Linked DNA regions of Homo sapiens: region 2 is linked to region 1. A link is a loop called in an ENCODE intact Hi-C map of the cell type or tissue named here. Cell type or tissue: ascending aorta. All regions are shown on one strand. Links, peaks and the distances in the headings refer to the core of each region. The heading gives the core; the rest is flanking DNA.

Region 1 (16,735 bases), core at 3,362-11,361:
TTTGTTGAGGCCATGGCTCCAGTAACTGGTGGGGCACAATTTGGTCCCCAGGCATCAAGAACCATATTTTTCACCTATATTGTTCCAAGAAACAGAAATCCTGGTGACCTTGGGTCTCTTACTCAGTGCACACCCCTACGTCTACATCAAGGACCCTGAGGACTGAATTAGTTATCAGAAGGTTCTTTGATGTGCACAGCATCTGAGCAAAGGTAATCAGATAGTCTCCTGGGATATTTTGTCCATGCCGCAGCAATGTCTAATGAACTCTCCTTGCCTCTCTGCAAACTCCCCCTCTCTGGAGAGAACGAACACTTCTGTGCTGAGAAGCCCTGAGAGTTTCTTGCTATACAAACTTCTTTCATGTACATCACTAAAAAACATTGTTTGATGATTGCCTCATTATTGCTTCAAACAATTGTGTTACCAGATGACCAATACAGTTATTGCCTTCTTAGGTTGTAGGTACTCACTGGTCCCCTGGACAGAATTTGAATATTTCCCAAATATCCTGAGGATTGTACATTCATCACCTTGGGCTGATGACTAATCTCTTCCAGGGTGTATTGATTGATCTTAGGTTCATGCTTGAAGGGGGAAACTTTTCCTGATATTATGTTATCCTGGAGAAAAATGGGCAGGCATCTGAATTGTTCTATTATTGACCATTCTACCAGTTAAGATGTGTGCAGGGGCCAGCAACAGAACATGCAACGTAAACCAGAAGACCAGCTATGAAACAAGTCCACGAGTGGCTAATGTAGTGGCTTAATGACATAATCACGGGTTCAGGTGCCTCCTATCTTTTCATTTCACCATTCTCAGTGTGTCAAGGAAGTTTCTTGTGAGCACTCAAGATACCTGCAGCATTTCCGGCATCATAAGTCAACACAATAGTCACCAGCAATGCAGGAATGTTTACTATCATCTTTCTGTTTTTATTAACAAGAGAAACTTTCCTAGCGGCTCCCCACCTCCACCCCAGTAGACTTGCCCTTTTGTCCCATTGGACAGGAGCAGGTCATATTCCTAGACTCAAAATCATTCATGACTAGGAAATGAACCCACCATGATTGCTTGTACTTTGCCATCTCCTACCTCCTTGAACTTAAGCGAGAGGACTTCTGACTTGCATCAGCCAATGAAATGCAAACAATGGTGACATATCACACCAAGATAGGACGCCTTGAGAGCAACTACAAGATTCAACATCTTCCCTTTTCTTTGCCTTGGCAACTGTGGACACACAGGAATGCAATGTCCATCAGCCTGTGTCCTTAAACGATAGTGATGTGGACAGAGTCCACTCTCCTCTCCCACAACTCCTGACCACCAGCATACCCACAGTGACCATTTAGCATGAGCAAAATCCCCCAAGAATTTGTTGCTTTAAGGCACTGAATTTGAGGGTTGCTTGTTCTTATAGCATTACCTAGTATATTCTAACTCTAGTAGGAACCAACAGTAGGAACGATATCCTCTGGTAGGAACCAATAATGCTTGCTACAAGCATAATAAAAACCGACACGTATATAATATTTATAATAGATACCATTTGCTACATGTCTCCTATGTAGCAGGCATTGTGTTAGGACTTCCAGGGTTGGTGTTAAGGGGAAATGGAGCATCAGGTCTTGTTCAACTTTAGGAAATAAGTGACTTGTAGAAGCTCAAGCTGAATCCAACTCTTCCTGACTCCAAAGAACTGGCTTTGTCCACACAGGACCTTGCTCTTGAATAGTACTGCCATGTAAATTTCTATCTCATTGAACTCTGCAACTTCTCTGCCACACAGGCACTGTTATTTCATTTTGTATATGAGGAACTGAGATTTAGAGAAAAAAACTATCTTGCCAAACTTCAGAGCTAGAAAGACACTAGAGCCTCTGCCCTTCCCACTGTTCCTCACTGCACTTCTGAACAAACACATCAGGAATTGAGGTATTATGAGTTAGGGGAGAGAATTGAGGTATTATGACTCAGAGGCATGCAGATTTTGGAGTGAAGTGCCCCTGCGTTAAATCTAGCCTCTGCCACTTGTAGCTGGGGAGCATGGAGCCAGTCCCTTACCATTGATTGCTAATCCTCAATTTCTTTCTTTGCAAAAATGAGGCCAATCATGGCTGCCACAGAAGGTTGTTGGGAGGAACATACATCTAAAGCACTTATATACAGCAGGCACAGAATAATTAGCTAGTTTTTACTGTCGACTTGTTAATTTAAGAAAAAAAAATCAGGAATACAATCAGGAATACATACACACACATACACACACACACACACACAGCTGAAATAAAAACATTTCCCATTAAGATTCAACGAGGTCTCACAGGGCCTACTTCTTGGTCATATAAGGGCTGGCAGGTCCTCTCTGTGGGCTGGAGAAAAGTTTTGTTTCCCCAGCTGCACTCACGGGGGAATACTCTGCAGGCACTGCATTGTGAACCTGTTTGGCTTGGCTCAGAGGCCTGTCAGCACATTCAGGAAGTGAAGTCAGAAAGAGGCAGGATTTCAAACAGAGCCAGCTGCACACAAATGCCCAGGCAGTGAAATGCCTTATTCGAGCAGGGTGCCTATCAGCCTGGCTTGCCCTAGGTGCTGTCAAAGAAGCCTCTGAGAGTGGCTCTGTGCCAGAAAAGGAAGAAGCAATCACCAGCACCCAGGCTAAGGCCATAGCTTCCACAACAAGGTGGCCTGGGGGCTGTGCAGGGGTCATCTCAGCCAGTCTCCTGCCTTAGGCTCTCTGAGCTTGCTCTAAACCTGAGCTCTCTGAACTTGCTAGGTGGAGGGCCTAATGTTTATCTCCTGGGAGTATTGAAGTCAAGGTGTGAGATTGGGAGAAGAGATGAGGGAAAGGACAGCAAAATGAAGGAATGGGTTACCAGTGTTGGGGAGGGGAGGGAGAGAACTGGATGAAGTGCCTGAGAGGATATGGAATCCTGAGAAAGAACCATGCTGCCACTCTCCAGCCATATTCGCATGCCGAGGAAACAGCATAGTGGCTAAGATCTGAATTCTAATATCAACCTCGAGCTGTCAGTGGGAAAATATTTCACTTGTCTAAGCCTCAGTTGCATTCACTGTGAAATGGAGATAATATAATATCTACTCCCATTGTGTTGCTGTAACGATTAAATAGGTCAATATATGTAAAAGAGCTTACTTAACCTAGTGCCAGCAAATCATAAATGTATCAGTTAGAATTCCATGGTTGCAAGAGGCAGGAAACTTAGTTTAAATGGAAAGGATTTTTATTGAAATATATCAGTCAAAAACCATCATAGATGTAGCTCCAGACATGGCTATATACAGGGTTCAAATGGTATCATCAGGCTTTGATTTCTGTCTGTCACTCAGCTTGCTCTGGAAAGTGTTAGCTTCATCTTCAGTCTCCATGTGGTAGTGTCCAGAAAGTCCCAACTCTCCATCCATAGGGGTCAGAGGGCTACAGCAATTTCTCACAGCCTCCCAGAATTATGCTTCATTGATCTAATTGGGTCACATACACATCCCTGAACCAATCAGTATGGCCAAGGGGTGAAGTGGGATATATTGACCAGCTTAAGTGTAGGTCAAGTGCCCACCTCTGAAACCAAGGTTGTGGAGTCATTCAAAGCACATGGCCAGACAGGGAGGAAAGAGGGTATCTTCAAAGGAAAATCAGGATCTAGGAGGGAGTAGATACTGGGGGGATCAAAAGAAAATGTCAACTACCAGAGCTCATCCATTTAGTGATTATTGTTGCTGTTATTATTATCAAACCTTGCAGACCAGGCTAGAGGTATCTACTGCCTTTCTAAAATTGGGTCACAATGCATTACTCATTATTTACTTTTTGGTCTCTCAATGGGCAATTCTGGTCAATGTCTTCTTAAAGTCTTATCTTAGGAAAGTGAATATCGGGCCAGGCGCAGTGGCTTGCACCTGTAATCCCAGCACTTTGGGAGGCCGAAGTGGGTGGATCATGAGGTCAAGAGATCGAGACCAGCCTGGCCAACATGGTGAAACCTCGTCTGTACTAAACATACAAAAATTAGCTGGGTGTGGTGGTGCACACCTGTAGTCCCAGCTACTCAGGAGGCTGAGGCAGGAGAATTGCTTGAACCAGGGAGTCGGAGGTTGCAGTGAGCTGAGATCTTGCCACTGCACTCCAGCCTGGCAGCAGGGCGAGACTCCGTCTAAAAAAAAAAAAAAAGAAAAGAAAAGAAAAGAAAACGTGGTTCCTTCAGGGGGAGGGGACAAGGTAGGAGGGGAGGCCACAGGGGCAGGTGGTTCCAGATAGTATGTGGTTTAACTTGCCATATCGGAATATAGTACCCTCAAGTCGTCAACAAACTGAGCAGCCAGATGATGGTGAGCAAAGAAAACCCAGGTTTTTTCTGAAAATCACACTAGTTCATTCTTTTTTTTTTTTTTTGGATAACCAAAGTAGTTTTGGTTTTTTTTTTTAATTATTATACTTTAAGTTTTAGGGTACATGTGCACAATGTGCAGGTTCGTTGCATATGTATACATGTGCCATGCTGGTGCGCTGCACCCACTAACTCGTCACCTAGCATTAGGTATATCTCCCAATGCTATCCCTCCTCCCTCCCCCCACCACAGCACAGTCCCCAGAGTGTGATGTTCCCCTTCCTGTGTCCATGTGTTCTCATTGTTCAGTTCCCACCTATGAGTGAGAATATGTGGTGTTTGGTTTTTTGTTCTTGTGATAGTTTACTGAGAATGATGATTTCCAATTTCATCCATGTCCCTACAAAGGACATGAACTCATCATTTTTTATGGCTGCATAGTATTCCATGGTGTATATGTGCCACATTTTCTTAATCCAGTCTATCATTGTTGGACATTTGGGTTGGTTCCAAGTCTTTGCTATTGTGAATAGTGCCTCAATAAACTGCACAGCAAAAGAAACTACCATCAGAGTGAACAGGCAACCCACAAAATGGGAGAAAATTTTCGCAACCTACTCATCTGACAAAGGGCTAATATCCAGAATCTACAATGAACTCAAACAAATTTACAAGAAAAAAACAAACAACCCCATCAAAAGGTGGGCGAAGGACATGAACAGACACTTCTCAAAAGAAGACATTTATGCAGCCAAAAAACACATGAAAAAATGCTCACCATCACTGGCCATCAGAGAAATGCAAATCAAAACCACAATGAGATATCATCTCACACCAGTTAGAATGGCAATCATTAAAAAGTCAGGAAACAACAGGTGCTGGAGAGGATGTGGAGAAATAGGAACACTTTTACACTGTTGGTGGGACTGTAAACTAGTTGAACCATTGTGGAAGTCAGTGTGGCGATTCCTCAGGGATCTAGAACCAGAAATACCATTTGACCCAGCCATCCCATTACTGGGTATATACCCAAAGGACTATAAATCATGCTGCTATAAAGACACATGCACACGTAGTTCATTCTTAAGGCAGAACCATTCCTGTGGTAGTTGCCTCTGCACTACCTTATTTAAAACTGACAATAGCCCATCAAGGTAATTATCACAGGCCTGTTCTCAGGCAAGGAAACTGAGACCTAGAGTCATTACAGAGAATAGCTAAGGCCCCATGACTGCAGGAGGCAGGAGAAGGATTTGACTTTAAGTTCAAGCTCTTGATCATGAAATCAAACCACCTCTGAAGAAGAAAATGAAAAACATTTAAAATTTTATAAAATTCCAATGGCTCAGCAACATCACACTCCCTAGTGATACCTTGACACATAGTAGGTTTACAACAAATGCCGATATTTTTTCCTTCATGTAGAAGGCGAATGGGGAATTACAGGGGCCTTTTTATTTTCTCTCTCATCCATATCTGGGCTTTCTGCCCCTGCTGTTTTAAATTCCATTTGAAATGAAAAAAATACATAACTAAAAACCATCCTCTGCCAAGCCATTTGGATTTAAAACAGATGGGCAGAAACCTGGAAGGAGTCAGGATTCTCCCTAATATATCAAATATTGCAGCCAGCGCCCATCTGAGAGGCTTTGCTGCATTTTGTAAAGAAAACAGGCCATATTTTGAAAACGGATGAGTAAGGTTCACTGTTTTGACTTGTTTCAAGGTCTGGAGGCCAGGGTTGGTTTTGATCTGACAGGTCTGAGTCTTCAACCGTAGGTTATTTCTGTGCAAAGATTCGAAGAGGCAGCACGCTCACCAGGCACAGACCTGAAACCGTGTCCCTTTGAAGACTTCTTCGGTGGGTCTTAAGTGGGATTTGGTGCCCATTGTGGAATCACAGTAATGAACCCAAAACTAATGTTTTTCATTACAACAGCAAATCAGTCAGCCCCTCTGTTTGCTCAGGTGTGCAGCTGTGTGGCCCATGCCCTGATCTCTATACAATAACAAAATAAATATTTTTCGAAGGAAGAAATTAAAGATGAAGGAATGCCACAACTGATGGGGTGGGGGAAGCGAGAGATAGGAGACTCTGGTCTCTTTAAAGTAAGATAATATATTTGCTATATAATCTCTTTACTAATTAGTAAAGAGTCCGTGAAGAAAATAAGAATCTACTAACGAAGTGGCAGGATTCATCCAATCAATTACTAAACACATCCCAACTCCGCAGGGGGCTCCTTGGACTCGAAAAACAGTGCCGGTAGATGGCGCCAGAGGGCAGGTTCCTTGCTTCCCGGGATTTAAAGGATGAGAAAAATCCCAGCCAGCAAATTGGGCTGGGACAAAAGTATGGGTGTCGTCCGCCTTCAGAGGGGACCAAGTATAAACACATTTTTTTTTAACAGAGTGGGGAATCTTATGTGCTGGAAACGTCCTTGCTCCACCAGCCGGAGGCCAGAAAGCGAGCGCCAAACTCTGTTTGCAGGACAGCTCTTATTTCAGCAATGAAGACTAAGGTTCAGCAGGTAGGAGGCCTTGAGAACTAGCACCGAATTTCCAAGAGGCCCACGCTGCGATGGAGCTGCGGAGTGCTTGGCTCAGGGAACTCACTGGATAATGAGACAAGAGACACGTGCGATATTGGAATAAACCCATCCAAACTCATCTACATTAACAGGGGCACCAGCTTACTATGCTGGAGAAGATTTGAAGATCAAGCGTTAGACAGAACTGAGTTGAAATCTTAGATACATGACTTTGGGTAAGTCTCTTTCCTTCACTGGGCAACAGTTTACTTATGCATGGAATAGGTGTCATCGTTGTAAAGGAGGGAAGTGTTGATTTTTGGAAAACGCTTAGCACAGCACTCAATAGTCAGCAACTCTTCCAATCATATCATTAAAACCCATTCATGTGGGAATCAGGATCATGCTGGGTGGGAAAAACAACCTTCTCATTTGTGTTATCCCTGTGCCTATATGTGCTGATTCTCCATGGGCTTATCACAGTATTTTGCATTTTTAAACTTCATGCAGGCCATTAGGTTGGCTACTCCTTTAATGTAAGGGCTACTTTGTAAAGTTCTCTTTGCATCCCCAGCATCTATCACGGTCCCTGGAATGTGATAACATCTGTTAAATACAAAGTTTTTCTTAGGAACAAGTTGTTCCAACCCACCAAGCTGAGTGATTCAGATACAGTATTATGGCCACATCTTTTCCTTCACTGTGCTCAGCAAAGAAAGAAAATACTACAAACTCAGTGATGAAAATGAATTTTGAATTTTTAGCCAAAGACCAAATGGGAGCCAGATGCTGAGCAGCCATCTTCAGGAATGGCCAACTCAACCAGCCAAGGCTCAAAATAAATTCCAAGACGGAATTACAACCTTAGAAGCAATTCTATGATTTTGGTGTCATAGCTGAAGACTTGGACATATGGCATTCTCATCCATGCATGCCAAAAAGAGCGATGGAGATGGAAAGGAGGGAAGGACCTGGACGGAAGCAAATGTCGGGAAGCCAACAAGATCAGGGATGTCAAGCTGGGGCCAATACATAGGAAAGGTGGAGGCCATGGGTTGGCTATCATGAGTCATATAGACTTGGTCACTTAGTAGCCCTTTGATTGGGTAAAGTTACTTGTTTGCTGAGAGGCTTAATCTCTTCATCTATAAAATGGGGTGTATTAGTCAGGATAGGTTAATCTGTGCTGTGGTAACAAACTGAAATCTCAGTGACTTCACAGAACAAAAATTAATTTTTTACCCACCCAAAGTCAAGTCAGTGGGAATCCTCCTACATCCAGTGACTTAGAGATCCCATTTTCTTCTATCTCGTGACACTACTATCTCATCATATGGCTTCCAATGTTACTGTGTCAAGAAAGAGAGAGCTGGAGAAGTTATACTGGCTCCTAGGTGCCTCAGCACACAAGCAATGTATGTAATTTCTGCTTGGAGCTCATTGGTCAGAATAAGACACATGGCCCAACTCAACTGCAATTAAGACTGGGAAATGTGGAAGAGTGGTAGATATTTGGGGAACACTAAATATGCCTGCCCCACAGGGCAATAATTAACTCGATCAGAATTGGATTTCATTGCATAAAACAGAGCAGCTAAATAACTCTTTTAATGGCTTTAAGGAGTTAGAGATTTATTTTGCCTGTTATAAAAAGTCTGGAGGAAGGCACTGTAGCAGCTCCACAGCCATCAGGGTCATAGGCTCCTTCTCTGTTTCTGTTCCACCATTCTTCGCATATGGCTTCCATCCTAAAGTTACTTCATGGTTACAAGGTGCCCTCCAGCTATCATGTCTACACTGCAGCCAATATTTCACAGCAATAAAAGGCACCCTATCAGCATTAAAGAGCTTTGTCTGAAGCTTACCCAGCAACTTCTATTTATATTCTTTGGCTACTCCTAGTTGCAAGGAAAGCTGGGAAATGTAGTCTTTAACATCTGTGAATGGGAGAATGAATACTGGGTAGGCAACTAGCAGTTCATACCAAAATAATATTTAATTCATGGGTTTGTGATGAGTACTGTACAAAAGTTAAAAGCACTGCTCAGGACCTGATCTTTGTAAGTGCCCGATATATGTTAGTTGTGGGGGTCTTTTTTCATTCTTGTTTGTATTAACCAGGTCATCATTTAAGAAACCAGACTTTGGTGACGGCATCTCAGGGACCTGTCAGGGAAATTGATGAGTCTCTCATCTTAGTAGGGAGAACATGGAAGAGCACAGCAGGTTATAAGAGCACCAGGCCTTGGGTTAGGGATTAAGACAGGGAAATGGTCAACACTCAAGAGGAAGGACCAACACAAAATGTCATTCTGCTGGGCTGGGCCAAGCCAGCAGGGAGAAGGAAGGAGGGCAGGCAAAGAGGCAGAATATGGCAGCTATAGGTTTTCCTGAGGTTAACTTTGTTTGAGAGATGTCATTGGCAGAGAAGATAATTCAAGAAAATATTGTGAAAGACCAGAAATTGTCCCAGTGACTGCCTCGGTTGGCACCTGTAAAAGTCAGCATCTCTTGCACTCTTAACTTTGCATCTTTCCCCTTTCTACTCACTGACCTCACTCCATCTCTGCAATGTCACCTCACCTCTTCACTTGATTTCTATCCCCACAAATCTCAGCCCTTCTTACTGCCATTGCTTTTTCCCTCTTTTATTCAGCCTGACTACTTACTTCCTGAGTACTTACCATGAGCCAGACATAATTTTTTGTACTGGGGATACAGTGGGGAATAAGATAGGCAAGGTCCCTTGTTTTATGAAGTCTATGTGATGCTTTGGCCTCTTTCCTCCTTGGAATGATGCCTTCTAGGTAATTCCTCTGGAACTTCTGGAAGCCCCCAGGATTTATCCTTTGGTATCCTGCATGCAACTCACCCACCACCTCTTTAGTCCTATTCCTGAGTATGAAATCAAACCTCATAGTCACTACAACCCAGATATTAGGGAGATGACTTAATTCTAAGTCCCACCCAGTAAAAAATCGAGACTCTTCATACCTCACTTTAGAGTTGGCTCAGAAACAGGGCAGGGTTAAGCCTATGGGTGGAGGCATTAATGGCCTCACCTGGGAAAAGCTGGAGAAGAAAACAGGTATAATTAACAAGGTAGGAGAGACCAACCTGTATAATTTCAAATATTTGGGTAGAAAAGTGAATAGCTTCTTTTGTCAGTTAGGGTTCTTGATTGCAAGCAACATAAATGGACTCTAGGTAACTTAAATAGAAGAGGTGTACTGGAAGGATATGGGGCATTGCAAATTAGATTTGAAGACGCTGAAGTATCAGGCCTCAGAAAGAACAGGATCCAAAGCAGCTCAGGGAATTTGTTTGAGTTCCATGTCTCTGTTAGAGAAAATGATCCCCAGTCATATGTCTATGCTTTTTAACCATATCCAAGAGACAAATTATTCGAAGAGAGAGGGATATTATGGTCCTAGTTTGAGTTACATTTCTACGTCTTCCCATCTGTAGCCCAAATGACAATTTCTACCAAGTCTGTAAGCAAAGGAACCTGGTAGTTTGTTCCCCAAACCAAAATTGAAGTATGCCTGCCAGAATGGGAAGTGAGTGCTGGGCAGGCAGATAACTCAGCTGTCTACCACTCCACTCTAGATAATTTTCTTATTTTCAAACCTATGGGTTTAAGAACATTTTATGAGCTTCCATAAGAATAATTCCTTCTGAAAACATTTTCAATTGTGGGAATCAAGACTGGCTCAGTCCTTAATAGTTGCAATAAACTAGATGCTTAGGCTGGGAATTTGGAGTGGGGCTGATAGAAATAACAATTATAGGTGATTTAACAATCCAAAAATATATTTTATTTTTGTATTGTTTGGGCTTTTACAATCTATTCTACATGTTTATAATTATAATTTTGTTATATTTTAAAAATCAGTAATATAGTCACATGGTTTAGTCACCTTCCTCCATCCTGCTGCCTAGAATGTGGATGTGTCATTTTGAATCATGAAGGCAAAACCCTTGGAATGGCAGAAAAGTGCACTGGAAGGAACTAGGATCTGATGACTTTATGCAATGGGGACATTATGCCAGCCCTGTCCTGTATTGCTCTAGATTTTTATGTAATAGAGAAATAAGCCACTCTCACTTGGCTTTTTTCTGTTATAGCCAAGACTAATCCTAACTGATTCCCTAAAGTTGCACCACCAATAAGTGATGGAGTCTTGATTCTAATTCAATTCCAGGGCCCGGATTTGGGTGAGAAAAGAGGGTGACCCAGAGGGCAAAATTTAAGGAGGCACTCACTTACAGGATTGTGCAAGTGCTGACTCTGTGCCTGTATGACCCTGAGAGTAGGTGCCTCCTGAAATTTTGCCCCTTAGGCACCTACCTTACCCCAGAGGCTCAGCTTCCAGAACCCAGGCTCTTTCAGCCTCAACACACTGACAGGACAAGGCCCAAGGTTGAATCAACCTATTGCTACATCACCATGAAAAAGTAACTGGACTTAGTCAGAAATTTATAATACATTTTTTTGACATTGACTATAAAATGTAAGAGTCAAAAAGTTTCTGAAGCCTCCATTCCATAGCACCCCTGCCATTCTGAGAGCTAGCTTTTATCATTTGCTGGCATGAAAGTGAAGAGCCCTTCTGAAATAACTCACCCTCTCATCCACTCTCCAAGCAGGCAATCTTGTTTATATATCATTTCTCCCACATGAATCATTTGTAGCAAGAGTACAGCTTCCACTTGTCCATGAGAAACGTTCAAAACAATCTTTTCTACTCTACATAAAACCTCAGGAGTAACAATAGGCATTCAGAATGAGGCTGCTATTTGTCAGCCTCTCAAAGTCACGGAACAAATGAAAGTAACTATGAGCCATCAAAAATCATGTTGGGAGAAAAAAAGTTCCTTCTGGTAATCGCTCATTTTTCTGAGCCCCCACCACCCCCCGCCTTCTTCAAAACTGGCTTTTATATTATGCTTCCAGCAGAAACCTCTCTAGTTCCTTCTGCTTCTAGTTCCAAGGTGTTATTTTCACATAAAGCTTCCTGAGATCTGTGCAGAGTCATCATAGGGAGAGGTAGAGGGCTAGTGTGGGGTGCAGGGTTAATTGCCATTTGCATCTTAGGGATCAGAACCCTAAGTGAAAGGTTAGGGGAAAAGGTAGAGTCATTTCTTAATATTTCGTTTATTTGATATGCTGAATTTGTGTTGAGTTCCACAAAGAATTTCCAAAGAATAAATTTTCTGCAGAATCCCTGCAAACCCTTTGAGAATAGAGAAAGGGTAGGGAAGAGACAGGGGCTGGAGAAGTCAACATAAGTAGAGAATGTGGTCTAGATGGTGGCTCGTGAATATCAGACCCTATCCCAAAGGCTTTACGTTAATCCTCACAGCCCACCTTCAAGGTGTTTTTAATCTTCATTTTACAGGTGGGGAAAGTGAAGCTTGGAGAGATTAAGTAACTTGTCAAAAATCACACAACAAAGAATGGCAAGCAGAGATCCAAACTCAGATGAATCTGACTTGGTATCTTTGCTCTTTCAGGTGTTGCCTCGTTGTCTGTGAAAGCTCAGTCAATTTCTTGTTAGAGGAAAGATCAGCATGATGTGAGGAATCAGGCGATTAAGGATCTTGTCCCAGCAGGAGACAGAGCAAAGCTTTCCATTTCCCTGGACCTCAGCGTTCTCATCCGTGTAATGAAAGAGTAGGGCTAGATGGTTCTTAAAGTACTTCTGCTCTCTGATGTATGAGTGTCCATGTCTACATTCATTAAAGGCATCCAACAAAAGAATTAAAATAACAGGAAGGGTGAGCCACAGGCAGGATCCCTCCCTGTGGGTCAGGAGTCCAGGAAATGCCAGAGATAGCCACTGCAGGATAAATAAACTGAGCTTGATATTTTTTGCACTCTCTCATTTTCTCATCACCTTCTTCAGCCCTTGTCTCTACCATCCAGGTATCCTGGCCCTGGCTTTACCACCTTTAGTGCTCCCTCCCACTCGTAGTACCCTATGTGGGCCTTCTTGGATGCCTGCAATGCTGGTTAAAAGGTATAACTTTTTATCTAGCCAAATGGATAGCTATTTTTTGCAAATTATAAGAAGCTGCCCCTCCCACCTGGGTAGACATGACCCTACATGGGGATATGTGTCTTGGCAAGCAGAGAATGGGCTGACTTTCAGCTTCTGCCTTTGTTAATTAGCCAGATGCCCTGGTGTAGTACACAACTCACACAACTGTACACAGCAGTCTTAGAACAAAGCCAAGTGGTGATTCATTTTAGTGAATGGTATTCCATCCATCCAATTATGCATGGCAGAGAGGAACCTAGAAGATATGTTTGACTCTTTTCTTTTTTTCTCCTCCATGTTCAGCCCATTATATTGTTGATTTAGCTCCTATTTATCTCTCAGATTTTTTCATTGCCCTCCATCACCAGCATCCTAGTCAAAAGAACATCATCTTCCTTCTGAACTCAACACTAGCTTGCTAACCGGCCTCCCCCCATGTACTCTGTCCTGCCTTGTGTTCATTCCCATTATTGCAGCCAGAAGATATATGAACTCAACTGTTTTAACACAGAGAGCAGGTTGGAGGATCTTTCCAAAATATAAATATGATCATCACCCTTTCCTGCTTAAAAATTCTCAGCAACTTCTCTTGACTCTTAGGATAAAGACAAGATTCTTTGACTGGGCCTGCTATATCATCAAACCCCTTCTTACTCCTCCAGCTTCATCCTGCATCACCTTCCTTTCATCTCTCTTCTCTCCAGCTCTTCTGGAAAGGAGCCCACACACATGTTATTTCCTCCACCTGGAACCTGGTCTCCCTCCACCTGTTAACTGCTATTCACACCAGGAAGCCTCATGCCTCAGTAAGGCCTTCCCTGATCCTTCTGACATGGCCAACTCCTCTTATAAGTCCTTTAGCAACAAGGGCCCTCTTCCCTTTGCAGTACTCATCACAGTTACACTCCTGCATGTATTTGTGAGGTCACTGAAACTGCCTCTCTCTCCAAAAAGGCTGTAAATTACATGGGACAGGGCCAGCACTCATCACTGTATTTCTGACTCCTGTCATAGTGGACGGTACATAGTCCAGACTTGAAAATATATGCTGAGTGAATGCAGGTTTGCCTGGCTTGGAGAAACCAGTATCTACCAGAAGCCACCCTTTGACAATCCCCAAAGTGATCTACAAGTTTAACTTTCCCAATTTGTGAATGTAAAAGGAAAGGGAAGAAGAGCAAACCACAGAAAATTAGCAGTTGACAAACAGCTCCCTCATAACTAGCCAATTCTGAGTGCATCTTCTATAAAGCATTCTGGCTAGCTGGCTTCTAGCAAATATTTGTTGAATTGATGGAAAAAATGTAATCATTCAAGTCCCAGATTCGGTGCTACATCTGCCAGGAAGCCATTTCTGATGTGTACCAGTCTCCAGAAACAATTTCCCTGTCCCCTAAATGTTCAAAGCATTTCATCCTTCCCTTTCTGATAATACCTTTTATTTTGCAATAGAGTTATTTAGGTATTTGTCTCTCTCTTAGAAATTTAGCACTGGTTCTACTCCGGGCTCTCAGCAAAGGGCATCCGATGGGTATTTCATTGGAAAGGTTCTCTCAATGAGAATTCGTGAGCTCAGATTCATGAATTCAGACGTCCATAGGTAATGACAGGTAGGTAACATGAAGGAATGCTGTAATGATGTAGCTTTGGGGATGGGAGCTGTAGGCACTCAGGGATTCCTGCTTCACCTAGTAGGTCCCCAGTGACTCAGCGCCAGCAATCATTATTGTGTGAGAATGTGGGTCCAGCCTTGTGAGATTTTCTGATTGTTTTTAAAAGAAATCTGGATTTTATTACCTAATTAATCTTTACCCCTACTCAGACCCTCCATCCCCCAATACCTGGCAAGTGTCTGTTTTATAGTACGTACTCAGTTAGGATTTGGGGAATGAGTGAATGAATGAAGACCCAAATGGATAAGTGATACTTGAATGAGCCACTGTCTCTCAGAGGTACACACTGTGAGTTTGAATGTATTTCTGACTTTCCCTTCAAAAAAGATTAGTTAGGACACTTTTAAACCAATTTTCGATCACCAATTAAGGATCTACTGTGAGAAGTCATGTTTTTGTTTCCCATCCCCCTATCAGGTATTTTCAGGTCTGGATGGTCTTGACAGCTTTCTTTTTTTTTTTTTTCCCCTTTCTTTTTTTTGGAGACGGAGTCTCGCTCTGTCGCCCAGGCTGGAGTGCAGTGGCGCGATCTCTGCTCACTGCAAGCTCCGCCGCCGAGGTTCACGCCATTCTCCTGCCTCAGCCTCCCTAGTAGCTGGGACTACAGGCACCTGCAACCACGCCCGGCTAATTTTTTTTGAGTGTGTATTTTTAGTAAAGACGGGGTTTCACTGTGTTAGCCAGGATGGTCTCGATCTCCTGACCTCGTGATCCACCCACCTCAGCCTCCCAAAGTGCTGGGATTACAGGCGTGAGCCACGCGGCGTTCTAATCCAATTCAGAGAAGTTCCAATACCAGATATGTGCCCCAAATCCTCCAAATATTCAAAATGCAGCTCTCAGGACCTGTCATTTGTCACCTATTATATGCCCTTATTATATGGAAACTCAATTTAATAACTGTCAACACTTTCCTTGAGTCACTTGTTTCTATCAAATTGAAAACATTCGGCCGGGCGCGGTGGCTCACGCCTGTAATCCCAGCACTTTGGGAGGCCGAGGCGGGCGGATCACGAGGTCAGGAGATCGAGACCATCCCAGCTAAAACGGTGAAACCCCGTCTCTACTAAAAATACAAAAAATTAGCCGGGCGTAGTGGCGGGCGCCTGCAGTCCCAGCTACTTGGGAGGCTGAGGCAGGAGAATGGCGTGAACCCGGGAGGCGGAGCTTGCAGTGAGCCGAGATCCCGCCACTGCACTCCAGCCTGGGCGACAGAGCGAGACTCCGTCTCAAAAAAAAAAAAGAAAACATTCATAGAAAATCCATCCTTCTTTTCACATCTCCTGACTGAGACGCAGTTTAGATAATTTGACAGGTGAATGACAGACTCAGCTCTTTTGTAATTGTGAGTTACCGTTAGGATTTGGATATTTGTACTAAAATTTGCCCTTGTAATATCAAGCTTTAAAGGAGGGAGAGACTTCAGAAGTTATTTGGTTGAAATGCCAGTTTTACAGATGATGAAACTTGAGTCCAGGGAAAGAAAGCAATCAGCCAAGTGAGTTGTGGAGCTGAGATCCAAACTCAGGTCTTTGGAGTCAAACCACTTACTCATTGTACCCCTACGATATGCCAGATTTCCCAAACACTTTATCATTGGTTATCTCTAGTAACACCTCAAGAAAGGTGTATTATCTACATTTTACAGGGAAGGAAACTGGGCTCAGAAAGTTGGTATGATTTGTCGCAAGTCCTCCCAGCTAATAATAAGTCCTCCAGTTAACAAAGCTGGAATTGAAGCCCAGATCTGTCTGACTTGGAAGATAGAGCTTCTCCTACAACACTATGGTGGTAAAAGTAAAGGGAGCTTTGTGAAGATCACATTGCTACTGAGTGATGGATTTGAGATAAAAAAAAAAAAAAAGAATGCAAATGCTATCGAGAATTCCAAACTAGAGATTTCATCAGTTCCTGGGCCCCTGTCCTCCATACACAACCAGCATCACTTCCTGAATACCTGGACTAAAACCTTCTCAAACTTTACTATGCATACAAATCATCTGGGATATCTTTTGAAAATGTAGTTTCTGATTGAATAGTTTTTGGGTGGGGCCTGAGATTCTGCAGATTTGGAGATTCTTATGTGAGGCCAATAACCCTAATCCTGGGACAACATGGCTTCCTAAATTGAGAT
Region 2 (12,708 bases), core at 4,515-12,514, 180 kb after region 1:
TTGGGCAAGTTTCTTATCTGTCTAAGCCTTGACTTCATCAGATGGAAAGTGGAGCTAATAACAGCACCTAAATTCACAGTGTATTTGTGAGAATAAGATAATCCTTGAGCCTATATCACAGAGAGTTCAATAATTGTTGAGTCTTATTTTTCTACTCAAGGACTTCTCTTGCCTTTTGGCAGGTTCTGAATTTCTCTGGGATGGAGCAGAAATAGAGGGAGGGAAAAGGAAGGGAATGTGGCATACACTGAGAACCTGTGTCACATCAGATGCTCTGGTGGCATGTCTGCATAACATTAGCCCCATCTTCCAGTGGAAGGAATGCAGATGGTAGAATAGAGAAATCTGGGTTGGAATCCAGGCTCTGAAACTCACTTGCTGTGTGAGTCTGGGCAAAGATCTTCCCCTCTGAGCCTCAGTTTCCCACCAATTGTGGCAGTATCTACTTGGTATTCATGCCATATGGATTATATGAGCTAACATCATGTAAAAATGCTTAGGCAGATGATGCTCAGTAAATGTGCGTTTCTTCATTCCCAAGGGGACAGCTGGTTGACAGAAGGACTTGAATAGAGAGAGGAAGAACATGAGGACATGCCAGAAGGGAGTACCCTTTGGGCATCAGGATGCTGGAGGGGACACACTTCTCTAACCCCCCTGAGAACTGGGCTGCTATAAATGGCATGAGTAGACCTCTCCTTTGGGCTGGCAAAAAGACTCAGATGGCTGGCTCCCTCCCTCCCCAACCTTTCTGGGCCCAGGGCATGGGAGAGGATGGTAATGACAGAGCAGAAAGGAGTCCAAACAACAGTTATAAATGTCAGCACATCTGGATTTTGGCTCTGGCTCTAGCATTTATTAGCCATATGACTTTGGACAAGCCCTCGTGATCTCCCTGAGCCTCAGTTCCCCATCTAAAATGGGGATAATATCAGGTATCTTCTGATTATCTATTGTGGCATCACAAACCACCCTAAACCTTAATGGCTTACAACAATTATTACCTCTCAGGGTTCGTGTTGACTGGACTCAGCTGGGTGGTTCTTGCTTGGGGTCTAGCGCAGCTGCAGTCAGAGGCCCCTGGGGCTGGACTTATCCAAAGGCTTGACTGGGCTTGATGTCCAAGGTGGCTTTTTTACTTACCTGGGCTGGGAAGGCTGCAAGTCTGGACGCTGGTTGGACACCTCTCTTGCCATGTGTCATCTCTAGCTGGGACTTCTTCTTAGAGTAGTCAGACTTCTCACAAGGCAGCTGGCTTCCCATAGAGCATGCATGCCAAGACGCCAAGGCAGAAACAAAATGGTTACCTGTGACCTAGTCTTGGAAGTCCCTTTGTGTCACTTCTGCTACATTCTATTAGCTATAAATGAGATATGGGCCCAGCCCAGATTCAAGGCGAAGTGAAGGGAGGAGTGTCAAAGATTTTTCACCATCTTGAACCCACCACACCACATATCCCATGTACCTCGCAGGGCTGTTGTGAAGGTGAGTAGCAATGGCATGCATGAAAGCCCTTAGTGTAAATCATTACAGAGACATGAGGTTATTGTTCCACGTCCATCCTTTTCTCTCTTCCCTAAATCAAGCACTCATCCATCCTTTCTATCCTGTACCAGTAGCCTCCAGAGTAGCCTCTTTGCCTTTTGTGTCTCCCTGTCAAATTTATCCTCCACAAATGCCTGCCTATATGTCTATCCCAGGTGAAAAACTATCACTAGCTTCACGATGTGGCTCTCACTTACCCGTGCAGGTTTGACTGGCCATATGCTCCCAATCCCCCGCCATATTACTCTGTTCCAACCTTTGGCACCTTTGCTCACACCATTCTTTCTTTCCAGAGCTCTCTTCTCTTTCCATTTCTGCCCACACTCCAACCCTTCTGGTTAAACCTGTCCTCATGTTTTAAGATACCCTGCAAATATCATCCCTTTGTCCAGCTAACAACTCTTGCCCTCACTACTGCTGCACATACCTGTTGAATTCAAATTCCCCCTCTGTGTGCTCCCCTAAATCCTGTGTTCACTGCAGACTGGTCTCGCCGTTCCTCAAAGGGCCAAGCACAGTCCTGACTCAGGGCCTTTGCACGTGTTGTTCCCTCTGCCTGGGATGCTCATTTCCTAAATATTCACTAAATATCTGGCTTCCTTACTTCATTCAGGTCTCTGTTCAAATCTTGCCTCTCAGAAAGACCTGCCTGACCAGCCAATCTAAGATAGCACAGCCTCCCTCACTCTCCCACCCTGTAACCTGCTTCTTTTCCTTCAGAGCACTTGTCATCTGTCTAGGGCCCATGCAATATGGGGCTGCAAGAGCCAGCTGTGTGAATCACTCCCAAATTGGCACTCAGTGACACCATGTTGATAGCTTGAAATTGGTCACAGGGAGAGTACACTAAGGCCCCTCCTGCCCTCAATTTAGAATCTCTGATGGAACTCATCACCTTCATCTCACTTAACAGGGATAGTGAAATGGCTGGTTCAAGGTCACACAGCCAGTTAATGAAAACATTAGGCAATTTGGTTTTAAGAAGGAACTCAGAAACCAGTTGCTTGAGTTCAAATCCTGACTTCACCATTGACTAGCTACTTGAAAATCACCAAAGGCTACAAATTAGGGTACTTTCTTTTTTCTCCTGGAGAACTTGTTTTCAAACACCTATGTGCATACTATTCTGTGTTTATTTCATTTATTGTGTATCTCTCTCACTAGATCATAATTTTTGCAAAGGCAGAGGCTTTACTAATGCTTAGTCCCAGCATCTAGTGCCATGCCTGACACAAAGTATGTGCTCAATAATGTTTGTTGAATGAACAAACAAATACGCAAACCAACCAATGAGAAACAATAATCACATCCAGTTGTAAACTGAGTCTTTGAAAGAAGACATTGGCTCTCTTTTCATCTTTTGTGCTCAGCACACAGCCTGGCACATAGAAGGAGCTCAAGGAATGTTGATAAACAAGAGAATACCCTCTGAAGACGGCTGCATCTACATCAAATCCAGCTGCTCTCTGATAAGCATAAAAAACTGCACCAGACAACTCCACTGGTATTTCCATTATGCGCCAAAGAGAAACCTGCAGGAACTCAGGCAAGAAAAAAGCACTGGCCTGGGAGGCAGGAGCCTGGGTTTTTAATCCCAGCATAACTGTGCCTGCTATGCGGCCTCAGGCAAGTCACTTCTCCAACCCAGGCCTTAATTTTCCTATTGGTAAAATGGGGTGATTGGAAGTAGATGATGGGGTCCCTTCTAACTCAGAGCTGTGGTTGAATTTATGTCTGGATCTGCCCCAGGCAGGGCTGCTCTAAAGTAGCAGGAGGTGGCTGATGGACAGAACTGGCCTTCTACAGGTACAAGAGGCAGGATGTGGCCAGGATGCCACAGCTGGAAGATAGCATAGTGCTCCAGAGTCTGGGACACCTCAGAGCTGTGGGATGGGCCCCTCTCTTCTTCTCCGGTCTCTACCTCTGCCCAGAAACCATTCCAGCTCCTCCCGCCTGTCTTCATATGGCACCTGACTTGAGGCTTCCCTGAGAACAGTTAGAGCATTGGCTGCTTTACCTACTGGAGCAGGACACGAATAGGAAGGCTCTGATACAGGGAGGAGCACGGAGACGCGTTACATCTTGGTAACTTTGGCTTGTGTCTAAACAAACAGGTTGGCTAAGTTGGTCAGCCCGCACCTTGTTTCCTGTTATTTATGTTACATGGAGCATAAGCAGTTCAGAGCAATCGAAAGAGCCCTGATTTGGATAATAGAAACTACCATTTATTGAGCATTTATTGTGTGCCAGGTGCTGCTTTAAGCTAAGGGTCAGCAAACTACACTGGCCAAATTCTGTTTTTGTGTGGTCCATGGGCTGAGACACTTTTAAATTTTGAGACAGGGTCTGGCTGTGTCACCCGGCTGGACAAAATCACAACTCACTTCACTGCAACCTCCGCCTCTTGGGCTCAAGCCAACCTCCCATCTCAACCTCCCAAGTAGCTGTGACTACAGGCACATGGCACGACGCTGGGCTAATTTTTGGATTTTTTTAAAGATGGGGTTTTGTCATGTTGTCCATACTGGTCTCAAACTCCTGAGCTCAAGTGATCCACCCTCCTTGGCCTCCCAAAGTGCTAGGATTACAAGTGTGAGCCATCGAGCCTGGCCGAGATGTTGTTTACATTGTTAAATAATTATATAAGTACTTCATAATTATCTTGATTTGTTTTTTTTTTTTTTTGACAGGGTCTTGCTCTGTCACCCAGGCTGGAGCACAGTGGCGCCAACAAGGCTCACTGTAGCCTCGACCTCTCAGGCCTAAGTGATCCTCCCACCTCAGCTTCCCAAGTAGCTGGGACCGCAGGCACACACAACCACACCTGACTAAATTTTAAAGTTTTTGTAGAGATAGGGTTTTGCCATGTTGCCTGGCTGGTCTCGAACTCCTGGGTTCAAGCCACTGCCCGCCTCAGCTTCCCAAACTGCTGGGATTACAGGCATGAGCCACCGCACCCAGTCTCATCTTTAATTTTGATCCTTAGCACACAAAGCCTAAATTGTTTATCTAGCCTTTAACTAACTAGTTTGCTAACCAACCCCTGCTCCAACTTTTTTTTTTTTTTAACATGGATTAATTCCTAATCCTCACAATAACCCTGCAAAGTAGGTTAACTATTATTATCCCCATTTTACAGATGAGCAAATAGAGGCAGGGGGAGGTTAAATGATGTATTGAGGTCAAATCGCTAGTAAATGGCAAAGGCAAAATTTGAACTCAGGCAACTGGTTTCTGAGTTCCTTCTTAAGACCAAACTGCCTAATGTTTTCACTAACTGGCTGATGATCTTGAGCAAGTCATTTCACTGTCCCTGTTAAGTGAGATGAAGGTGATGAGTCCCACCAGAAATTTAAAACTGAGGTCAGGAAGGTCCTTGAAATGAATTTCAGGGAGTCTGTGACTCTGGAATCTGTGCAAAATATACTGTCTTTGTGCACAGTTGCATTATTTGAAGAGAGAATCCATCACTGTCTTCAGAAATGGATTCTGTGACTCAAAACAGAACTACTGGACTAGCTTTCTTGGAAGGCTATCTCCAGCCTTAACATTCTTCAATGTTATTTATTTGGATTTTTTTCCTCATGTGCTATCTGTTTAGGTTGTCTTTTCTGCCTAAATGTTATTTATTTCAGATGCCTTTTAAAATGCAAATGTTATCTATTGGATTGTATTTGCTCCCACCTCCAAATTGCTACATACTCATTACCTTTAAAAAATGAGAAAAACAGACAACCTTAAGAGCCAGTGAGGTTTTTCTACTGATGTATCCTGCAACTCTATATAAATAATCTGTATAAGTGGAGAGGACAGGAGATATGGTTTATAAATCCATATTGTAGTTATTCATATGTTTCCATGTTATTTATTTAACAAATATGTACTAAACCCCCACTAGGAGGTAGTTGCTGTGTGCACTGTAACCTCCATGGAGCCAGGGGTTAGGTGTAACTTGCCATTGTACCTCCTCAGCCCAATACAGACCTGGCACCTGGGAGGCACTCAGTGAGGATGCCTGCCTGCCTGCCTGCCTGGCTGAAGAGACGGATGAATAGAAGGCTGGAAAGTATATGAAAAATCAGTAGTGTGGGTGGGGAAAGAGGTTCAGGGTGCTGAGCAATTTAGTTGTGTTGGTTTCTGGTACCTTCCAATTGGCAGCCTCCCATGATCTTGGAGAAGCTTTTGAGGGCAGTCCTCATTTTCCCATCAGTCATGCTTTGAAAGATGCTAGTTGAAGATCAGCTGACAGAGCCAGGACTTCTCACATGAATCCAAAGAAATTAATCCATTTTCTTACATCCCACTAAGGTCAGAGGAACAACAAGGACTTTCTTGCCCTTTGTCTTGGGCCCACACATCCCAGAATTAGAGAACAATGAAGTCTCCTCTTTCCTGCCTGCCTCATTCTTCCTAGACTTCTGAACTTTTCCTCTCTCCCACTCCTCCTCGCCTCTACTTCCATCCCTGGTGTGAGTCTTGTGACTCATGACGGCTGAGAGTAGGAGTGCAGTTGAGCCCCTCAGCACACTCAGCCCTGGACCGATGTGACTGGAGATGTCTTGAGATGGACAGGAACAGGCGCAGGGAGGAGCAGGAGGGTAAGCCATGCCAGGGATGTAGCTTGGGTATTAATGTCTGTGGGAGGGGCAGCACAAGAGCTAAGGAGAGCATCTTCTACCAGGGAGACTGAAAGGTTCTGTTCTGCTTTCTTGTTTTGAACAAAACAAAACAAAATTCACCTGCACTAGGCTGTACTGTATTCATCTGCAGTGTCCATAATACTTGTCTGTCTTCCCAAAAGGAGAAGATAGCAAAACTTACTATCCATACCATCTAAAGGTAGTAAGTTGTCGGATAAAATCAAAGCCTTATCCTTACTTGGATTCTCTTGAGAGGCCATTTTTGATGTTCTGATTCAGCATGAGTAAGAGAGGTTAGGGTATAACTTGAACTTGTATACCAGTGAACTTCTATACTACCATGCTGGAGTTTTAAACATGTTGGGTTCAGGAAATTTATATGGTCTGTAGCAGCATGATGTCACAGAAAAAGCATAATCTCAGAACCAGGCAAAAAGGGGTGTGAGCTGGGTGCAGTGGCACGTACCTGAAGCCCTAGCTACTTGAAGCTGAGGTGGGAGGATTACTTGAGCTCAGGAGTTGAGGCTGTAGTGAGCTATGATTGCATCACCGCACTCTAGCCTGGGCAACAGAGAGAGATCCTGTCTCTAAAATATGTTTAGAAAAGAATGTGAATTACAGCTGTTCCATTTACTATTTGTGTATTCTTAGACAAGCGCCCTTCTGCCTGTTTCCTTATTTGTAAAGTGAGAATAACAAAACCCACTCCCTTCAGATGTTATAGGGATAGAGGAAACACATGTTGAGTTGCTGGCTGGTAATAGGCTCTCAATACAGTGTAGATATTTATTGTAAGTATTGCCCAGAAACCATCTGTTCCTAGAAAAGAGGAAATTGATAGATAGGTAAGGGGCTGTTAGGGTTACTCCTGCCTTCCTAGACAGGGGAGTAGAAAGGCAAGACAACAGGAGTAAAACCTCCTCAAAGCTTCCCTAGAATCCTCTGCTGGTATCTCTCATAATGTCATTTGCTGGGCTGGGCCACTGGTGGAGATGGTGCTTGCCACCACCTAGGGTGTGAGGTTGGCACAGGAGGAAGGATGACGGGATAGGGACGTTCCACTAGAGAAAGGCAATGGAAGAGGCAGGGAGAGAGCAGGAAAGGGGAAAGTCTGGGGACAGGAGAACTGGCTTCAAATTCCTGAGGAACCAAGGAGTGAAAGGGGAACATTACTTACTCTTTCTTGCTCCAAGAGTAGAAATTTAGATCAGTTTGTGAAAATTACAGAGGCACTGAATTTCCTTAATTATGATGAACTTCTTAGTAAAGCTGCTTGGGACTGGAATGGGTTGTCTTGTGGGGAGGTAAGGATGTTGCATTATCACAGGTAGCCTACAAGCACCTGTTTAGCATTCTGAGATACCTCTCTTTGGGTGGGAGACTGGAATACATGTCCTCTAAGACCCCTTTTGATAACTCTAAGGAGCCTCACTTGGATCAGGACTGTCCAGAAAGGCAGACGAATTTGTCAGTAGCAGCAGCCCACTTAAGACCTCTCACCACCTGCCCTTATCTCAAGGACAGCTGAAAGTGGTTAAAAACAGCAAACACCTCCACATCCCCTTAACAGGGCATCACACATCGCCGGGCCAGCTCTGGGAAAGGAAGCACCGTGACTCATCAGTGTGGGGTTCGAGCATTGTGGCTGCCTCAGGAATGTAGGGAGAAGGTTTCCCAATCTCTCTTTATTTGTTGCCAAATCTGTCTGGAAGCTGTTGGGCCCAGTGAAATTAAAAGTCACTGAGTGTTTTACTGGCTTTCCCCAGAGTGTAAAGCCCTTACAGGAGAAGCTGACTGCCCCTAGATGAAGAGACCAGAATGAGAAGGAGGCCATTTATGGTTTGCAATTCAGAACAAGGACACCATGAAAAGAAGATGATGGGCAGGATTCTGAAATGAAACCATGACACACACTTGTAAGGTGAAACTGCAGTCACTTTTCAAATCCAGATGAACCACAAAAACCAAGCAGAACTGTACACATCACAGGCAACTTCTCCTGAAAGAAACTGAGTTGGGCCCACCCAAATGAGCAAGCACAAACAGAAACGTGTTGTCTTCCCAGAAAAGTGAAAAGATCAAACATTCCCTGGGCAGCCAGGACCCAGACCACACCCAGTTTACCAGCAGAACATCTTTGACCTCTCTCGTTTATTCAAGACCCATCAGCGAGAGACTAAACTGTGCAATGGAAAAATGTCCCAGTCACGAGACTTGGCTCAGATCCTTCCTGGACTCATTTCTAACTATGTGACCCTAAGCCTCAGCTTCCTGATCAGGTGAATGGGGACAAGAGTAATTATTTTGTAGGCTTGCTGGGGGAATTACAAGGAATTTATAATATGATGATCAATAAATGACAGCTTATATTAATAAAAATAACAGAAATGGAGAAAAAGAGGAAGCAAAAACAGAAAATATTACTCCCAAATACTTCCTCCAAAACTTACTTTGAGGAATTGATGTGAATTTTTTTATTACAAACATTTTAAGCAAACAAAATATGGAGAGTGTACCCATTCCCTAGCTCTTGATTTCTAGTATTTTGAAATACTTAAAACACATTTTTAAAGAAATGAAACACCGAAGATACAGTTGTGTAGCCCTTGTCTATTCTGTTCTCCACACCTCTACACTCTGGACACTGTCCAACTTCCTTTTTTATGTTCTGTTTCTTGGGGCTTCCTTCCTCCAGCCTGAACTAACAATCACCACAACCAACTTCTCTCTCTGCATTATCTGTATTCTGGCTGAAGAGTTACCTGCTTCTTCTAGGACTGCAAGCTTCTGCTGAGGAGAAAAGGAAACTCTGGCCCTCCAGCACTGCCCACTGTCTCAAAAGGAGCTCCTTAAAAGAGGCTGAAGCTGATGGTGGTCAGGCTAGAAAGAAGAGTGCGGACCCCTCCCTGCATAGTGCTGGGCATTAGGGTCTTCAGCTGTGGGCTCACAGCTGTGTCCTAGAAAATAAATTATTTTGACAAATGGGATCTAATTAAACTAAAGAGCTTCTGCACAGCAAAAGAAACTACCATCAGAGTGAACAGGCAACCTACAAAATGGGAGAAAATTTTTGCAACCTACTCATCTGACAAAGGGCTAATATCCAGAATCTACAATGAACTCAAACAAATTTACAAGAAAAAAACAAACAACCCCATCAAAAAGTGGGCGAAGGACATGAACAGACACTTCTCAAAAGAAGACATTTATGCAGCCAAAAAACACATGAAAAAATGCTCACCATCACTGGCCATCAGAGAAATGCAAATCAAAACCACAATGAGACACCATCTCACACCAGTTAGAATGGCAATCATTAAAAAGTCAGGAAACAACAGGTGCTGGAGAGGATGTGGAGAAATAGGAACACTTTTACACTGTTGGTGGGACTGTAAACTAGTTCAACCATTGTGGAAGTCAGTGTGGCGATTCCTCAGGGATCTAGAACTAGAAATACCATTTGACCCAGCCATCCCATTACTGGGTATACACCCAAAGGACTATAAATCATGCTGCTATAAAGACACATGCACACGTATGTTTATTGCGGCATTATTCACAATAGCAAAGACTTTGAACCAACCCAAATGTCCAACAATGATAGACTGGATTAAGAAAATGTGGCACATATACACCATGGAATACTATGCAGCCATAAAAAATGATGAGTTCATGTCCTTTGTAGGGACATGGATGAAATTGGAAACCATCATTCTCAGTAAACTATCGCAAGAACAAAAAACCAAACACCGCATATTCTCACTCATAGGTGGGAATTGAACAATGAGAACACATGGACACAGGAAGGGGAACATCATACTCTGGGGACTGTTGTGGGGTGGGGGGAGGGGGGAGGGATAGCATTGGGAGATATACCTGATGCTAGATGACGAGTTAGTGGGTGCAGCACACCAGCATGGCACATGTATATGTATGTAACTAACCTGCACAATGTGCACATGTACCCTAAAACTTAAAGTATAATAATAAAAAAATAAAAAAATAAAAAAAATAAATAAATAAATAGAAAAAAAAGAAAATAAATTATTTAATCATTCTTCTTGAAACAAGAAATTCCTAAAAATATTTGTACAATTAAGGGAAGGGATGAAAAGTAACAGAAAACCTGAGAAACATGAGATGAGTCTCTAAGCTCTTTCAACCCCTTGTTAATTCCATCTTTGTTAATTTCTATATACATTTGCAGTCAGGAGACCTGGTTTCTAGGCCTGGCCTCACCTTTTATAAGCATGTGACCATGGGCAAATTGTTCCCTTCCCCCAAGGCCTCTGTTTCCACATCTATAAAATAGGGATAATAATATCTTCCCTGCCTAACCCCCAGAGGTGCTGCAGGGATCCCAGCAGATAATGGGGGCAAATATACTAAAGCACTATCTGCATCTAGATACTCTCCATATTGCTGCATCCTGGAGGTCAGGGGATGGTTGGGGCTCTCGGGCTGCTCTCCTGCCTAGCACTCAGCTCCCTGGACTTGATCTTCAGCAGTCCCCATAATCACTGGCCTTGTGAAGAACCCTTTAATGATCTTAAAGCATCTTCACATTCCTGAGATGGCTGATAATAATAGCTAAAATATTTTACTTAGCACATACCAAACATTATGTTGAGTATTTTATAGTCTTTATCTGGAATCATTAAAATAATTCTCGATGGTAAGTGCTGTTTATTTTTAATTAATCAAACAGTTTTATTTTTATGTTTTGTTTTTATATATCATACCCTTTAATATAAAATTCACATGCTGGTATTGGTCTTATACCAAGGAGAATCAGATTATCACCAAGAATTTATCAAAGAGCACAAGAACAGCTGAAGTGTGAAGTTCAATGGGGAAAAATGTATTATTAATTACAAGGTGGGAAATCATTGTTTTCACAGGCATTGATGCAGTGTAGGCCCTGTTACCCCCATTTTACAGTTAAGGAAGCTGAGGCGCAGAGTGCTGAAACAACTTGCTGAGAAACACACAGCAGTGAGTGGTGTGAAGCCAAAACTTGAGCCTAAGTCTCACTGGATCCAAGGTCCATTTTCTTTCAACTACATTATACACTTGCTTATAGAATCTTTGGCTGCTCTTGGTGTCCTCAGATCATATCCTTCATCCTTGCAGGCACAAGGCTGACAAAAGTTAAGGATTGGACAAAAATGACAATAAGGGCATCGTTACCCAGTCTTCCTTGAAATTGGGTGTTTGGAGGGTGGGTTAGGGTAGGGACAGAGATTCATGGTTGGGGCAGGTGGTGAGGCTTAGACAAGGAAAGAAGTACTGAAATGGTCCACATGAACACTCCTAGGAGAATATATTGATATTGAAACATTCTGGGCACAACTCAGTGTTAATCCAATAAACATTACTTAGTGCCTAATATTCTGGTGCTGGGGCTACATACAGTGCTTATATGTGCTTCCCGCCCCTCATAAACACATGACAAGCCTGAAATGCTTGTGTTAAATATTTTTTAAATTAAAATTAAAAAATACAGGCTGGGTGTGGTGGGATTACGCCTGTAATCCCAGCAGTTTGGGAGGCCAAGGCGGGAGGATCACCTGAGGTCAGGAGTTTGAGACCACCCTGGCCAACATGGTGAAACCCCGTCTATACTAAAAATACAAAAATTAGCTGAGCATGGTGTTGAGCACCTGTAATCCCAGCTACTTGGGAGGCTGAGGCAGGAGAATCACTTGAACCCAGGAGGCGGAGGTTTCAGTGAGCCGAGGTCATGCTACTGCACTCCAGCCTGGGTGACAAGAGCAAAACTCTGTCTCAAAAATAAATAAATAAATAAATAAAAAGAGATAAAGCTAATACATGCTATTTTGCAGAACTTGGCAGAAAAAGGACGAAGGGAAAAGGGAGAATCACAGCTGAGACTGTGTTTACATAATAAACTCATTGTGGTCTTTGTGTGTGTTGGGGAAAGCCTGGCAGAACCAGAGAATTTAAGCAAGTGGAGTCTGTGGGGGGAGGGGATTAGGAGGTCATCTTTGCCTTACTCTAACTTCCCCAGAAGATATTGAGGCTGGGCCCCTTCTATTCCTGTCCTCTCAGTACCTAACATAATTGGAAGAAGCAAAGGCTTGGATGCCTCAGAGCACTAGCCCCAGTACCACCCATGTGGGGCTGTTCTAGCTTGGTAGTCAATGACACCATCACACAAATTCCTCAGCCCTGAGAACCCTCTCTCATCAGCTTTCCTCTTGCCAGCCTGGGACCTGATGGAATGGAAAATAGAGAACTCTGCTAGTTATAGAACATTGTGGCTACCTAGTTAATACCTGGAAAAGCAAGAAGAGGGTATATATATTTTAGAAATAAAAGTGAAATCTAATATTTTTACAGAGTCTTAGAGTTTACAAAGCTTTGGCATCTACCATCTCATCTCTTTGTATTTGAGTCTCAGCATAATCTACGAAACAGGCTGTATTTTGCCCATTTGACAGATGGGAGGACAAAAGCCCAGAAAAGTTAATGTTGCCATCCTAGTATGTCTGAGATTAGG

Evidence for each region. Peaks named below come from ENCODE experiments on the same cell type or tissue, not always from the same donor. Only the 100,000 strongest peaks of a DNase experiment are listed, where the experiment ranks them.
Region 2: a loop joins it to region 1, with 2.8 times the contacts of the local background. A loop is called at or near these places in 2 of 110 quality-filtered maps.

The regions. Positions count from the first base shown.
Region 1 is chr1:58,759,331-58,776,065 of GRCh38, reverse strand. It overlaps LOC105378751 (a long non-coding RNA gene), which reads right to left and starts at 15,053. Exons shown (of 4, transcript XR_007066137.1): 1 at 9,879-15,053; 2 at 9,569-9,779; 3 at 8,131-8,233; 4 at 5,358-6,968. LOC112268263 (a long non-coding RNA gene) reads right to left here. Exons shown (of 9, transcript XR_007066129.1): 9 at 15,869-16,735. RefSeq lists enhancers at 1,862-1,921, 2,553-2,752. In ascending aorta, for the core only: a CTCF peak has its summit at 6,622 (motif pointing right); DNase peaks (open chromatin) are centred at 6,645 and 6,877; H3K27ac peaks cover 674 bases.
Region 2 is chr1:58,579,844-58,592,551 of GRCh38, reverse strand. No RefSeq gene overlaps it. Among named protein-coding and RNA genes, the nearest start is that of TACSTD2, 8.9 kb to the right of the region's middle. RefSeq lists a silencer at 5,901-6,195 and an enhancer at 7,262-8,461. In ascending aorta, for the core only: no CTCF peak of the experiment used is centred there; DNase peaks (open chromatin) are centred at 7,801 and 8,331; H3K27ac peaks cover 2,713 bases.